2 separate regions of the Homo sapiens genome follow, and region 2 is linked to region 1. Evidence: chromatin loops called from intact Hi-C (ENCODE). Cell type or tissue: heart right ventricle. All regions are shown on one strand. Links, peaks and the distances in the headings refer to the core of each region. The heading gives the core; the rest is flanking DNA. Region 1 overlaps MAD1L1 (mitotic arrest deficient 1 like 1). Region 2 overlaps MAD1L1 (mitotic arrest deficient 1 like 1).

The links. Peaks named below come from ENCODE experiments on the same cell type or tissue, not always from the same donor. Only the 100,000 strongest peaks of a DNase experiment are listed, where the experiment ranks them.
Region 2: a loop joins it to region 1, with 7 times the contacts of the local background. A loop is called at or near these places in 2 of 110 quality-filtered maps.

What each region holds. Positions count from the first base shown.
Region 1 is chr7:2,035,451-2,043,773 of GRCh38, forward strand. All of the region lies in intron 12 of MAD1L1 (mitotic arrest deficient 1 like 1), which reads right to left. Among named protein-coding and RNA genes, the nearest start is that of SNORA114, 49 kb to the right of the region's middle. In heart right ventricle, for the core only: no CTCF peak of the experiment used is centred there; no DNase peak of the experiment used is centred there; H3K4me3 peaks cover 1,395 bases; H3K27ac peaks cover 696 bases.
Region 2 is chr7:1,961,999-1,970,321 of GRCh38, forward strand. The region is part of intron 15 of MAD1L1 (mitotic arrest deficient 1 like 1); the gene reads right to left. Among named protein-coding and RNA genes, the nearest start is that of MIR4655, 120 kb to the left of the region's middle. RefSeq lists an enhancer at 1-502. In heart right ventricle, for the core only: no CTCF peak of the experiment used is centred there; DNase peaks (open chromatin) are centred at 4,083 and 6,896.

The DNA.
Region 1 (8,323 bases), core at 74-8,073:
GGGTCCAGGCTCCCAGGCATGAGCGCGGGAGCACTGACAAGTCGGGACAGAGCTGGGGTCCAGGCTCCCAGGCATGAGCGCGGGAGCACTGACAAGTCGGGACAGAGCTGGGGTCCAGGCTCCCAGGCATGAGCGCGGGAGCACTGACAAGTCGGGACAGAGCTGGGGTCCAGGCTCCCAGGCATGAGCGCGGGAGCACTGACAAGTGGGGACAGAGCTGGGGTCCAGGCTCCCAGGCATGAGCGCGGGAGCACTGACAAGTCGGGACAGAGCTGGGGTCCAGGCTCCCAGGCATGAGCGCGGGAGCACTGACAAGTCGGGACAGAGCTGGGGTCCAGGCTCCCAGGCATGAGCGCGGGAGCACTGACAAGTCGGGACAGAGCTGGGGTCCAGGCTCCCAGGCATGAGCGCGGGAGCACTGACAAGTCGGGACAGAGCTGGGGTCCAGGCTCCCAGGCATGAGCGCGGGAGCACTGACAAGTCGGGACAGAGCTGGGGTCCAGGCTCCCAGGCATGAGCGCGGGAGCACTGACAAGTCGGGACAGAGCTGGGGTCCAGGCTCCCAGGCATGAGCGCGGGAGCACTGACAAGTCGGGACAGAGCTGGGGTCCAGGCTCCCAGGCATGAGCGCGGGAGCACTGACAAGTTGGGACAGAGCTGGGGTCCAGGCTCCCAGGCATGAGCGCGGGAGCACTGACAAGTGGGGACAGAGCTGGGGTCCAGGCTCCCAGGCATGAGCGCGGGAGCACTGACAAGTCGGGACAGAGCTGGGGTCCAGGCTCCCAGGCATGAGCGCGGGAGCACTGACAAGTCGGGACAGAGCTGGGGTCCAGGCTCCCAGGCATGAGCGCGGGAGCACTGACAAGTCGGGACAGAGCTGGGGTCCAGGCTCCCAGGCATGAGCGCAGGAGCGCTGACAAGTCAGGACAGGGGAGGACGATGCATTCCTGCGCCACCTCCGTGCGGGGAACCAGAGCTCCAGCCTGAATCCCTTAGGGTTGGCTCAGAGTCCTCTCTGGATGAAGTGTCTAGTCTGAGGAGGACAATCCATCCGGTCGTGAGTTTGGACTCTTCCTACACACAAAGGCCAATATATCAAAATTAAATCCCACGGAAGCCCAGGTTGTCACTGGAGAGCATTCCCCAAGCTCCAGGCAGTGGTAAATCAGAGGCCTGAATCCACTGTGGGCCCTCTTTTGAACAGAAGACAAAAGGAAGAGCTTACCCCTAAAGGCAACCCAGCAACCCAGACGTGTGCCTGTCCCACCTCCCCAAGGCCAGGGCTCCTGATCAGAGGTGCTGTAAAGACTCAACAGCCCTGGCAGTACAGGGAGCCCAAGCAGGTGTCGGAAATGACACTGGGTACCTAGAATCCTAAGAACTAAGCTGTCTACAGATGCAGACCAACCAGGTGGGAGGTGGTCAGCTAGATCCCACCAACGCCACTCATACCCACCAACGCGCACGAGGCACGCTCCGCCTCCTGAACACTCCTCCCAGGGCTCCTCCAGCACTCCTCCCACAGCTCCCCCCACAGCACGAGCTTCCGCGTGCCCACCCACGCGCAGAAGACCTCCACCTGCCGCATGCTCCTCCCACAGCTCCCCCCACAGCATGAGCTTCCACGCGCCCACGAAGGTGTCCAGCCATGCAGCAAACGTGGATCAGGCCCAGGTACACATCAGATCTCACCGGTTCCAGTGCCTTCTGCCACGTGGAAATTTCGGCTCCTTCTTTGTCTTCTTAATAGACTCTTCTTTTTTTTTTTTTTTTTTAGAACGGGTTTAGATTTAGAAGAATGGAGAAGATGGTAGAGACTTTTCACATATTCCACACCCAGGTGCCCCACTGTTAACATCTTACACGAGCACAGTGTGCTGGCCACAATAAGGAGCCAGCATGGACCCAGGCACGCCTTGCTCTCCTGGACTACACAGATACTGTGCTTCTTACAAATGGAAGGCTTGTGGCCGTCCTGCCTTCGGCGAGGCACCATGTTCCCAACAGCATGTGCTCCCTACACGGCTCTGTCACATCTGGTAATCCTCATGGCGTTTCAGACATTGTATCACTATTATATCTGTTGTGGTCTGTAATGGGTGGTCTCTGATCTTACTACTGTCATTGATTCTGGGGCGCCACGTCCTGACTGTACTTCCGACATTGCATCACTGTTATGTCTGTTGTGGTCTGTGATCGGCGGTCTCCGATCTTACTGCTGTCATTGATTCTGGGACGCCACACACTATGCTCCTCAGACGGCAAAAGCTTCACCGACCAACGCTGCTTGTGTCTGGCTGCTTCACTGACCAGCCATCTCCCTCCCTCCCTCTCCTTGGGCCTCTCTATTCCCTGGGCGACACAACAGTATTAAAATCAGGCCAATTAATAACCCTACAACAGCCTCTAAGCATTCAAGAGAAAGGAAGAGTCGCATGTCTCTCCTTTAAACCAAAAGCTAGAAAGGATTAAGCTTAGTGAGGAAGGCGTGCCAAAAGCAAAGATAAGCCGAAAGCCAGGCCTCTCGTGCCAAACAGCTCGCCAAGTTGTGAATGCAAAGGGAAAGTTCTTGGAGGAAATTAAAAGTGCTGCTCCACTGAACACACCAACGATAAGAAAGTGAAACTGTCTTATTGCTGATACGGAGAAGTCTGAGTGGTCTGGATAGATCAAACCAGCCCCAACATTCCCTTAAGTCAGAGCAAGTTCCACGAGGCTGAGAGAGGTGGGAAAGCTGCAGAATTCAAGTCTGAAGCTAGCAGAGGTGGGTTCATGAGGTTTACATTAAGAGGCAGTCCCCATCACATAAAAGTACAAGGTGAAGCCGCAAGTGCTGACGGAGAAGCTGCAGCAAGTTCTCCAGAAGATCCAGCTAAGAGCACCAATGAAGGTGGCCACACTAAACACCAGATTTGCAGTGCACATAAAACAGCCTTCTGCTGGAAGATGCCGTCTAGGGCTTTTACAGTTACAGAGGAGAAGTCGATCCCTGCCTTCAAAGTTTCAGAGGACAAGCTGATGCTGTTAGGAGATAATGAAGCTGATGACTTTTTTTTTTTTTTTTTTTTTTTTTTTTGAGACACAGTCTCACTCATTCTGTCACCCAGGCTGGAGCACGGTGGCACAATCTTGGCTCACTGCAACCTCCGCCTTCTGGGTTCAAGCAATTCTCCTGCCTCAGCCTCCCAAGTAGCCGGGATTACAAGTGTGTGCCACCACGCCTCACTAATTTTTTGTATTTTTAGTAGAGACAGGGTTTCACCATGCTGGCCAGGATGGTCTCGAACTCCTGCTGACCTCAAGTGATCCGCCCACCTCGACCTCTCAAAGTGCTGGGATTCCATGCATCAGCTACTGTGCCTGATCTAAGCTTTTTATTTTGATCCAATTACAGATTCACTTGGAGCTATAAAAAATAATACAGAGATCACAAGTAGCATTCATCCAGTTCCTCCCAATAGCAACATCTGGCACAACTACAGCACAGTATCACAACCCGTATGCCGACAATGATACAGTCAAGATACAGCACATTTCATCACCACAAAAACCCCTCGGGTTGTCCGTTCACAGCCACGATTCCTCCTGTGCGTCTCCGTAACTCACGGCAGCCATCCACAGGCTGTCTATCACTTCAGCCTTTTAATAACGTCATGCAAATGGGATCATGCAGCACACGACCTTCAGGGACTGGGCTCTTCGCTCCGCTAAACTCCCTGGAGATCTATTCAAGTATGTTTATCCACAGTGAATTCCTTCTTAGTCCTGAGTATTACTCTGTGTGACGGAGGCACTACCGTTGTTTAACCATCACCACCGAAGGACATCAGAATTCTTTCCAGTTTTTGGCCATTATGCAAAAGCTGCTAGGAAGAGTCCTCTGTCGGGTTTTGTCCGAACCTCGGTTTTATTTCACTGGAATCGACACCCAGGAATGCGACTGCTGGTCATATGGGAGCTGCAGTGCAGTTTTTAAGAAACCCTCGAGCTGGTTCCAGGGTGGCTGCACCCTGTCACTCTCCCATCAGCAAGGCACCAGAGATGGAGTTTCTCTACACACTGACTGGCATCTGATGGTGTCCGTTTCTGAACTTTGACAGGTGTGCAGTGACACCTCACTGTGGTTTTAACTTGCATTTCCCTCATGACTAATGATGTTGAACATCTTTCCACGGGCTTAACTGTCATCTGTATATGTTATTTGGTAAAAAGGTCTGTCTATATCTTTTGCTTGTTTGCTAATTAGGTGTGTCTGTTTTGTTTTTCTATTACTGAGTTTTGAGAGTTTTCTCATCTATTACAGATAACAAATCGTCTTTGTCAGATATGAAGCTTGCAAATAGTTCCTCTTTATCTCTACCTTGTCTTTTCATCTCTTCACAGGAACTTTCACGGGGCAAAAATTTTAATCTTGATGGAGTCCAACTTCAGTTGACCCAAGCAGAAGGAACGAAATAATAAATATTAGAGCAAAAATAAGTGAAATAAAGAACACAAAAACAATAAAAGAAATCGGTCAAGCCTAAAGTTGGTTCTGTGAGAATAGCAACAGAATTGACAGAAACTTTTAGCTGGGCCAACCAAGGAAACAAGAAAGAGGGTGCAGATCACTGCAGTTGGGAGTGAAAGAGACACTAGCTGACCTTCCAGAGATAAAGGCTGTAAAGGAATACTACGAACAGCTGCATGCCGAAAATTAATAACGGAGGTGAAATGAACAAACTCCTGAAAAGACAAAAGCTACCAAAACTGACTCAAGAGAAACACAGACAACCTGAGTAGACCCACAGAACAGCAAAGACACTGGATTAGTTTTGAAGACGCTGCCTGCTGCCTCTGCGGCTCCATCTCAGCTCCTCCGGACCCTCCCAGATCCCCACAACTGGAATGCTGGATCTTGTGTTGTGGCCCCACCGGCACCGGGGACTTTGTTCCTTTTATTCCATCGTATTCCCAGGTCTCATCGGTGTCGGGAACTTTGCTCATTTTATTCCATCGTATTCTCTCTGCTGTTCAGAATGGGCAGATGGGCAGTTCCTATCGGTCCATCTCTGAGTTCACGAACGCGCTCCTGTCGCCTCCATTCTGCTGCTGACCTTATATCCATTAAGTTTTTCTTTCCATTATTGCTAGGCATTAACTACATTTTCTGTCTTCCCAGCTGCTATTTACCTAGTCCTTTGCTGGGGAGCGTCGGCATTTTGGGGATGTGCTTCCTTAGCTCCAAGTCTGGGATGAAAGAGGCAGACGAGGAAACCTGGGCAGCTCCCCGCCAGGCTGTTCCGAGGCCCAAGGCCCCTGGCCTCCATCCCGCAGAGGCTCACTATGCTCATTCCATAGATAATGTCCAGGACTCTTCATTATACTTAACAGAAGGATCAAAGAAAATGCGTCAACTCCATCTTCCTGCAAACAGAGGTGTTGGCTGCTCTTTGGAATCGCTCATTCAGCCAATGCTGATTTAAACCTTCTACGTGATGTGTGCCGTCATAGGGGCTGCCCTGAGAAGCCTGGCTTCACAATCACGTGTGTCTCTCACTGTTGGCTGCTGAGAACCACAGAAGAGCTCTCAGCACACAAGGGCTCCATCCTACCCCCTGCACTGAGACACCGCCCACCACAGCAGGACTTCCTGAAGCCTGAGCTACAGCACCCCCAGAGTTCCTGTCGGAAAAAGCTCAAGGCTGTCAGGAGGATTTGCCCTTGGTTCTACCACACCTGACAACAGGCCCCTGCCCTGCCTCCCCTTCCTAGCACAGTTACTTCAGAAAATCCGAGCTGACAACTGTGAATCCTTCCTCAGTCCCTTGGAGACACACATGCCCGCACCTCCTACAGCTCTGGGATGTCCTTCTCAAGGACCGAGAGCCAACCCTTTGGAACGTAATCATCAGGAAAACAGGCCTGTCTCCTAGTCTGGGGCTGGGGAAGGGGAGCAGGAGCCCATCCCTGCCAGCCCCAACCTGCCAGCTCGTAGCAGAGTCAGCTCATCACATTCATGCTACCCAACCCTCTTGCTGCTTTCTGTAATTTTTCACTTCCCTGACTCCATTTGGGCACCTGTTCCCCACACTCCCTTTAAAATGCCCAGTCACATCTGCACAAACCTGAAAGGAGCTCAGCTCTGTCCCCTGCTGTCAGCAGCGACTGAATAAAATCTGTTTTCTCCACTTTAACTTACATCCAGCTGCATATACCTTTGACATGGGTCACGACTGACGCTTGACATGAGTTGAATGAAACCAGATGAGGAAGAGCTTTGAAGGCATACCATCAGGTGTCAGGTCACTAACCCTCTCTTTGCCCGAGAGGAGTAGAAAACTCCACAAGACAGTCTCACTTCCACGCTGCAAAAATGTCAACTCTCACCATGGCAGCCCACAGGGGGGAGGGATACTGAACACAAAACTCACTCAGGTGCCTGCTTTGGCCTGGCCACGCTGCACCCAGCTCCCCGCAGCACCTCCTGCTCTGTTCCAGAGAGGCGAGCAGAGCCTGCATCCTACCCAGCCAAGGCCAGAGAGAACTAGCTCCCTGGGAAAGCAGCAAGGGACCATCCAAGAAAGACTTAGACACACACACGCACACGGACATGCACACAGACACACAGATGCACGTACACACATATGTACACACACATCCACACACGCACATGTGCACACACACACGCAGACACACATGCACACGGACATGCAGACATGCACACACATATGTACACACATACACATGCACACACACACGCACATGGACACAGACACGCACACAGACGTGCACACACAAGCGCATGCGCACACGTACACAGACACACATACGCACATGCACACACACGCGCACATGGACACAGACACACGCAGATGTGCACAGACACACAGGCACACGGACACACGCACAGACACACACATGGGCACACAGGCACAAGGGCATGCACACGGCATTCCTAACTGCCACCACCGACCTTTTCACACTCCAGCCACCCCAGAACCCTGGCGTTTAGAATCTGCAGCTAAAATACACCCAATGATGGTATCAACGTTCATTTATTCATTCAACAAATACTTGGCGATATGGTTTGGATGTCTGCTCCCTCCAAATCTCAGGTTGAAAAATGTTTCCCAAAGGTGGAGGTGGGGCCTGGTGGGAGGTGTTGGATTATGAGGGCGGATCCCTCACGAATGGCCCAGAGCCATCCCGAGTGAGGAGTGTTGTTGGAAAGATTCTGGAACCTCAAGTGTCTCTCTTGCTCCTGCTCTTGCCATGTGACGTGCCTGCTCCTTGCCTTCTGCCATGATCAGAAGCTTCCTGGTACCTCAGCAGAAGCAGATGCCGGCGCTGTGCTTCCTGTACAGTCCGCAGAATGACCCAGCCTCAGGGATTCCTTTATAGAGACACAAGAACGGACTAATACACCTGAGGAGCCTTCACGCACACACATGTCCACGTCCACGTCCACGTCCACATCCACGTCCACGTCCACATCAAGGCAGTGCTGCTGAGGGCCAGAGGACGCTGCCACAGGCCGACCCCGTGAAGCTGAAAGTCACCTTCGCCAAGAAGGATGGGCTTCTGGAAAACACAGCCCTGCACTTAGAAACTTCAGACCCTACTCTCCACAATCTCTTTATTTATAAAATTGCTTATGCGAAGATATTTCCACGCAGAATGCATTCAATTATGCAGTGTAAGGGGGGGCCTGAATGGAGAACATCCAAGTCAGCCACGAAGACACTTCAGGAAATACAAGAAAACGACCCTGCCACTGACTTTCGAATGTGTCTGCATCCACGCCCCTGTCCCATCGGAGGGGCACAGGGTAATACATAGCACTGCGCTCCCCTCCTTCTCCTGTGGTTCCCCTCCTGACAGCGCAGTGCAGTGCGGCAGACACCCCTCATCCTCGGTGTCAGGGCAGCATTAGCATGTAAATAGCTGGCAGACACAAGGACGTGAAAGCAAGGAAGAGCTCTTTAATTAACTTTAATCCTCCAAAAATCCATGCTGCAATCTGTTCTGACAATCCCACGCTCCTTAGGAGGCCCTCGGCACGACCTGGCACATCCTGTGGGCTGGAGGTGGCCGGAATGGGCGGGCTTGGGAACGTGATGCCCGGGTACCGTGCCTACAAGGACGCTGGGTCATGACTGTTCTCTGGAGGCTACGGGTGCCCTGCAGAGTGGAGGCACGCGGAGGGCCTGGGGGGGCTGGGGATCCAGACTGGCTGAGCGCCTGTTTCCCACCACAAACAGCCCTGCGGAGTGCCAGCCTTTTTCTCGAGAGTGGGGGCAGCACCACCCCAGGCCTCCTGCCAGGCCCCAGGGAGCCCTGA
Region 2 (8,323 bases), core at 18-8,017, 74 kb before region 1:
TGTTGTGGGAGGCCTGTGGTGGGAGATAATGAATCACAGGGCGGTTTCCCCCATACCGTTCTCACGTGTTGTGGGAGTGATGTGGTGGGAGATAATGAATCATAGGGCGGTTTCCCCCATACCATTCTCATCTATTGTGGGAAGGACACGGTGGGAGATAATGAATCACAGGGATGGTTTCCCACATACCATTCTCGTGGTCGTGAATAAGTCTCACAAGATCTGATTTTATAAGGGGTTTCCCCTTTGGCTTGGCTCTCATTCTCTCTTGTCTGCCACCATGTAAGATGTGCCTTTTGCCTGCTGCCATGATTGTGAGGCCTCCCCAGCCATGTAGAACTGTGAGTCCATTCAATCTCTTTTTCTTTATAAATTACTCAGTCCGGGTATGTCTTTATCAGCAGCATGAAAATGGACTAATATCCAAAGGATCATATATAACAGAAAACATTGAAAAATTGGACTTTATCATAAAAAAACTTCTCTTCAAAATACCTGATGAAAGAACGAAAAGACAAGACACAGACTGGGAGAAAATATTTGGAAAGCAAATAATCTGATAAAGGCCTTGTATCCAGAACATATAAAGAGCTCTCCCAAACTCAACAGTAAGAAAAATAATCAAATTTTAAAATGGACAAAAAAACAGGTGCTTTACCAAAGAAGATCTACAGATGACAAGTGAGCTGAATGAAAAGATGTTCAACATCATTAGTCATTTGTGAAATAAAAAATAAAAGGCCACAGTGAGACATGACTGCCAACCTATTAGAAAGCCTAAATGAAAACCTTTAAAAAACTAGCCGGGTGTGGTGGTGCACACCTGTAGTCCCAGCTACTCAGGAGGCTGGGGTGGGAGGATCACTTGAGCCCAGGAGTCAGAGGCTGCAGGCAGCTATGATCCCACCACTGCACTCCAGCCTGGGCAACAGAGCAAGACCCTGTCTGTAAAAGAAACATTTAAAAAAATAAAAGAGGGACTAAGGAAAAAGACTGTGCTGCATGCTGGTGAGGAGAAGCTGCACACCAACTACTCTGGAAGACGGGCAACCTCGGAACACGTTACACACGTGACCGCCAGCCACTCCACACTAGGCGTTTACCTGAAAGAAAACGAAGTCGATTTCTACATGGGACTTTATTTATAATATCCAGCAGTTTCAGAATAGCCAAAAACCAGAAAAACTCCAAATGTCCATCGCAAGGGAACGTATAAACTGGTGTCTCCATACGACAGAACACAACTCAGCAGTGAAGACAACACAGCTGTGTGCACAGTGATCTCTCCCCCAACCAGCCATGCTGCGTGGAAGAAGCAAAAAGAGGGAGACCACATGCTCCAGGACCAACGCCATGCCCAGAAGACTCGACAGCCGCCCGCCAATCTACAGTGATGGAAAGCACGTCGGCGGGTTTGGGGTGGGGAGAGGAGGCAGGGAGGAGGGATTCCTGTCAAACAAGAGCACATGTCTGGGGGTCTTGAATATGAATGTGGTAACGGCTCCATGGGTGTATGTGTGTGTACATGCAAATTCACCACACTGCACTTGACATCGCGCAGCTTACTGCACACCAGTTATACCTCAGGAAAGCTGTAAAAACCATACTGTAGTGAATGACCTCTGACATCTGCTTCCTGCTTGTACGGCGCACCTGCAGGACATGCTTCCGGAGGCGAGGCTGCTGGCCAGGGGCAAGTGTCTCTGTCATCCCAGCAGACGCCGTGCGCTGCCCTCCCTGGGTGTCTGGGGCACTCCCACTCACACCAACATCCTGAGCATGGGCCTAGAAGGTACTTCTGCAGCAACAATGCTTCGCTCCTCTTGAGGCAGGGAGCGCCGGCAGGGGAGACATCTGAGCACAGCCCAGTGTCACCGTCTCTCGGCAGGGTGGCCGTGCAGTGTGAGACCTAGCACACACCTCCGGCACCAGCTGATGCCTCCTGGAGAGGTTTTGGGAGCCCCGCAAGTGCTGTGGCTTTACAAACAACCCCCTCAGTCTTCACATCAATCTAGCAGGGAAGTCCTGGTGCCTGAGTAAAGGGGAGACTGAGGCTCAGAAAGCCATCTGAGAGGCCCCTGATCACAGAGCTGGTAAGGGGCCTGGCCGAGGGCCCAGGGTGGGTGTTCCTGACCCTCGCCTCCCAGGGCTTCATAGGGGAGTGAACCTGCCCAAGGTGATGAGTGACGACATGGTGGGGGCCTCCAAGGCCATCTCCGAGAAGCTGCCTTCTGCAGGGGCTTCTTGACTTAGGGAGACGCTGGATGAAAAGGCCCCTTTTAAAATGATATTATGGATTCTGAAGGCTTGGGAGCAAAATGCTTTCAAGGGCTGAATTGGAATGAGCGCACGCGTGTAGCTGCAGCCATGTTAACAGAATGACCTGCGTGACCCACCCTCGCCGCCAGACAGCAAGCCCACATGCGGGCTCATTTGTGCACCGAAGGGGTGCGCTTTCTTCTGCTGCCCTCCTTTCAGACAAACTGCTACCGCACAGAGAGCGAGAAAGAGAACAAACGAATAAACAAGTTGGGGGGATGGTGCTCAAAAGCTCAGAATTCTGGTTTGCCTTCAAATGGCTCAAAGCAATCAGTTCTGGCATAAGCTTCTTGAAATTGACTTACTGCAACTTTTTTAAACACGAGGAGCGCTACATAAATTAGCTGCCAGCCTAGATCTTTCCTCGAGAAGATGACGCCAATCAAAGCAGGTGCCTGTCTCCGAGCGTGTGCGTGGAAAGCAGGTGGAGGGTAGCCGGGATCTTGCTTATAACAAACCCATCACACACGGGGGAAACTTTTGCAAGAAAAATGATTAGTTGTTTTTGCTGAACTAAAAGATGCATAATGGGGGCGGGAGGCCTGGGTGCCGCAGGTGAGGCTCCTGGGGCCTGGAGAGGGGACAGTAGGGAGACCCGAGGCCCAACGGGCAGACAGCATCCAGTCCAGGAAGCCCCTCACCCAGGCCAGCCTCCCACGGGTCCCAGACCCCTGCACTGCCCGCCAGCCCCTCCCCAGTGGGCCTTGACCACCACACTTCACATTTTACTTCTCTGTCCCCTTCATCAAATGGCTAGCTCCACGTTTCCAGCCCTGATCATGGTGTCTGGCTCACAGCAGGCATTGATGACCATTTCCCTTGAACAACGGGTGTGGGAACCCCACCAGAGAGGCTGGCGAGTGGGGTACGTAGGACCCCCAGCCCTGGAGATGGTCACACAAGGGTGGGTGGGGCCCAGCTTAACCCAACACTCGCTGCGTGTCCTGACACGGAGCACCTCGCCCCTCCAGGCTTGTTTGTCATAAAGAGAGCACGTGACAAAGCCGCGCAGACATGGCAGTGTGACGGGTGCCCACGCCTGCCCTTCCTCTCCCACAGACAGGGCTACAATGCCTGGACACGTGCCCGGCTCTGGAAGGCCCACCGCACTGGTGGGTAGGGAACATCGTGGCTCTTCTCTCGCATCCCCTGACCTCAACCTCGTGCCACCATCCAGGCAGTGGTGAGGCTGCTGTACCAGGAGCTCAAGGCGAAGTCCTCCAGCACTCACCTGGGGGCCGGAAAAGAAAGCCACTGAGCTTCAGGAGCGTGGGACCCTCCCTGCTCGGAGTATGGACTCCCCGGCCCCCGTGGCCCCTGCCTCTGCTCTTCGCACACTACCACGGGCTCAGCCCACAGGGCTGCAGTGGCGGCAGGGAGCCTGAGGCAGGAGCCGTGCTCTCTGTCTGAAGCTGCTGTCGTTCCAGATGGGCAGGACAAACTCTAGCTGCGTTTTCCTCCCTGTCCTCCCTCCTGCAGGGCCGGGCGTGGGCCCAACCTCCATGACACCAGCAAAGTGCAACAGACGGTGCGAAGAGAGCCCCACGTCCCTGGAGGACCACAAAGGGGAGACCCAGAAACGTGAAAGGACCCGAAGATCACAGAATGGAAGGACTGAAAAGCGTAGTCCTGGAGAGTTGGGGGGCATCCCTGGGTCGGCCCATGCCTGGGTCCCATCCACACTGGCATCTGAAGCCGGTGAGAGCTGAGGGCGTCCCTGGGTTGGCCTGTGCCTGGGTCCCATCCACACTGGCCTCTGAAGCTGATGATAGCTAAGCTGACAGGCACTGCCAATGTCCCAGGCCAAGGCCAGGAGCGCTGCCAAGGCTTCACAACCTGAACTGGGATGGGAACCGCGCCCCACAGAAGGTCGCTGGGACCTGGGCTAGAAACCACCCAGGTCGGCTCACTGCTAAACTAAAACACTCTCATTTCTCACAGGACTTAAACACAAAACCTCTTCTCACAATGCTCAGGACATAACCCCAAATTACTCGGCACATGAAGAACCACAGAGATTTCAAGTCAGCCTGGAGAGAGGCAGTTCCAGCTGCTGGGGCTGAGGAGATGGGGCTGGGTTATCTGGGAAGTGCGGCGGAGAGGGGCCACAAGACGGCCCATGCAGACGAGTGTGCACGCTCTCACAGCACACGGAAACCCAAAGGTCTCAGCAAATTCACAGAAAAGTGAATTGCTGAAAAAGTATTTAAGGAAATAAATGGCTGAAATATCCCAAACTTGGCAAAAAAAAAAAAAAAACAAAAAAAATCCCTAGAGATTCAAGAAGCTGAGCAAACTCCAAACAGAATAAACCCAAAGAAATCCACACCCAGACACATCCAAACGAAACTGCTGAAAACTGAAGGCAAAAAAAATGGTGAAAACAGAAAAAAACTGTGTGACCTCAAAGGGAACAGCGATTCGAGCGTCTGCAAATCTCTCCCCAGGCAGGAACCGCGGTGAGGAGGAGGAACGCCGCAATCGTGGCGTGCTGGGAGGCGAGGGCCGCGGGCCGCGCTGCGTGCGCAGGGCAGAGCTCCTTCAGGAACACGAGAGGAATAAAGACGGACCCACCCGAGGGAAACCGTGAGGAATCGTAGCCACCTGCTCTCCAGGAGAGGCTGCCGGAAATCCTTCAGAAGGAAAGAGGACATGAAGGATACCTGGAGCATCGACAATGAAGGAGGAACAGATGGCAGCTATCTGGGCTTACAGATAATACCCGGGTCTCTTACTGCCCTTTTCAAAACACTGTATGACTGAAAACAAAACCTGTGGCATTTCCATGTAGGTAGAGGGACAGCAGGAAGGGAGAGGGCAAGGGACCTGCCGGGAGGGGCTTCCAGGTGTGACTTCAAGTGGGATGAGGCTGATTCTCAGTAGGCAGTGATAAGTACTCTAATTCCCAGAGCAAACACTCAAAACATCAGACTGAGAAATAGTCAGATGCCCATCTGCTAAATTAAAATGAAATACTAAAAACCATTCAAGTAACTCAACAGAAAGCAGGAAGCATGAAAAGGAAAAACAAAAATGGAGGAGACACACAAACAAATAATAAAATGGTAGCAATGAAAAGACAGAGATTGCCATGATGGTTTAGAAACTGACCCGATGACATCATGTATACAGAAACTCAAAGAACGGGTACAGGTACGCTGCAAGTAAAAGGACAGAAATATTTACAGCACGCAAACACTACGGTAAAGGCAGCTGGCGGGAGGGTGTAGAAGCAGTGCCGTCCCAGGAGCCACAGGCATACCCAGACCCTGACCTGGGCTGCTCAGGACTGTGCTGCCAAGAGAAGGCTCCGGGCTCCCTGGAGGAACGGATGATTGGAAAGCTGGGGCAGAGGACACGAGGTGAGTCTGGAGCACCCTGTGGTGCCAGAGAGTGAGGAAGGGCTCAGAAAACCCAATGACGGGGCACAGCAGGGCGCGGCCGGCCGCGGGGAGATCACGCAGCGAAACAAGTCCCGCTGCATGCACCGGATCAGAACACAGAGCACACGGCAAACACCCTCCAGTCCACACTGCTGGCAATAAACAAGTTCCGGTGCGTGCACCAGATCAGAACACAGAGCACGCGGGAAACTCCCTCCAGTCCACACTGCTGGTAATAAACAAGTCCTGGTGCGTGCACCAGATCAGAACACAGAGCACGTGGCAAACTCCCTCCAGTCCACACTGCTGGTAATAAATGAAGAAGTGAATAAATGGGGAAGAGGAGACACCTCCCTCACAGAACTCCACATCATACATGTAGAACTCATCCCTCCAGAGGGGGAGCGTCGCCTGTGCCCTGAGGGATTCGCTTCCAAGGAAGAGACTGGAGAAAGTGCAAACAGCTTCGCGGACGAGGCACCCGGCAGAGCACGCCTCAATCCGGCGGTCAGGTCCACCGTCGACGCCTCAGTCCGGCGGTCAGGTCCACCGTCAACACCAGCGGTCTTGTCCACATCAACGCCTCAGTCCAGCGGTCAGGTCCACTGTCAACGCCTCAGTCTGGTGGTCAGGTCAACCGTCCACACCTCAGTCCAGTGGTCAGGTCCACTGTCAATGCCTCAGTCCAGCGGTCAGGTCCACTGTCCATGCCTCAGTCCGGCGATCAGGTCCACCGTCAACGCCAGCAGTCATGTCCACCATCAATGCCTCAGTCCAGCGGTCAGGTCCACTGTCCATGCCTCAGTCCGGCGGTCAGGTCCACCGTCAATGCCAGCGGTCATGTCCACCATCAACGCCTCAGTCCAGCGGTCAGGTCCACTGTCCACGCCTCAGTCCGGCAGTCAGGTCCGCTGTCAACGCCTCAGTCCAGCGGTCAGGTCCACCTGCTGTTGCGTGGATGTCAGGGGCTCCCTGATGGGACGTGGTGAGAAAGGACTTGTCGTCTGTGATCTTCCTTCCAAAAACCACCATCTCAGGTTAACAATGAAACACATCACACAAGCTCGCTTCGGGGGCGTTCTAGGGACTCCTAAACATACTGAGGTCAGGAGAAGCGAGGAAAGACAAAACTGTCACCGACCAGCGGCAGAAGAGATGTGACGACTAAAATCAACACGGTGCCCTGGCTGCAACATGCAGGAAAGCCTGGTGGATCCAAACAAGGGCTGGAGACAGGCCCAGAGTCACACGCCGGTGACGAGCACCATGGCAGCGTGAGATGTCAACAGCGAGAGAAACCGGGTGAAGAGGGTATGAGAACTCTCCGTCCAATTTCCGCAACTTGCCTATTGAATCTGGTAAACAGTGTGGCAATTCCATCTTTTCAAAAAATCGACTGTTGGCCAGGTGTGGTGGCTCCCGCCTGTAATCCCAGCACTTTGGGAGGCCGAGGTGAGTGGATCACCTGAGGTCAGCAGTTTAAGACCAGCCTGGCCAACGTGATGAAACCCCATCTGTATTAAAAATACAAAAATTAGCCAGGCATGGTGGCACATGATTGTAATCACAGCTACTCGGGAGGCTGAGGCAGGATTCACTTGAACCCGGGAGGCAGAGGTTGCAGTGAGCCAAGATGGTGCCACTACACTCCAGCCTGGGTGACAGAGCGAAACTCCACCTCAAAAATAATAAATAAATAAATAAAACAAAAAACCTATAGCTTATGTCAATCTCAATGGTGAAAGGCTAAAAGCTTTTCCCCTAAATCAGGAACAAGACAAGAATGTCTGCTTTTGCTGCTTCTATTCAACATAGCCAGAACAATTAGTCAAGAAAAAGAAATAAATTGTATCCAAATTGGAAAAGAAAAAGTGAAACTACTTCTCTCTCTTTGCAGATGCCAGGCTACAGAAAACCCTAAAGAAGCTGCAAATAACCTGTTCTAGTCAATAAACAAAATCAGCAAAGTTGCAAAATACAAAGTCAACACACAAAAGATCAGTTGTATTTCCCTGTATTAGGAACAAGCAATCTGACAAGGAAATCAAGAAAACAATTCCATTCATAACAGCATCAAAAAGAACAAAACACTCTGCAATACATTTACCCAAGGAGGCATAAGATTTGTACCCTAAAAACTGCCAAACATTGCTAAAAGAAATGGAAGAAAACCTAAGTAAATGTAAAGCCATCTGTGTCAGGGAGAAGAAGACTGCCCACTGTTTACCCGTCAGCGGAGTCAAACCCCCTGAAAAAGAACCACCACCAGGGAGACTCATAGCTCCTGACCTCAAAATTTATGAGAAAGCTACCTAAGTGAAAAAGGAACTGACTTTTATACACAAACAACCTGGATGGATCTCGCTCGAGGGCGTTGTGCTGAATGAAAGGAGCCAGTCTCAAAAGACTGCATGTTGTAGGACTGGGCTGGAAAAAGCCGAGCCGCAGAGTTGAGCAGACATGTGCAGCTGCCGGGAGGTCCCTGTGTGGCTGGGTGAATGGAAAGGGGGACCATGGAGGATTCCTGAAGGGTTGATGTTATTTTGCACTCTGATTACAGGGTGATTAGAGTTCATAGAGCTGTATCCTATAAGAAAAAAGTTAATTTTACTATATAATTT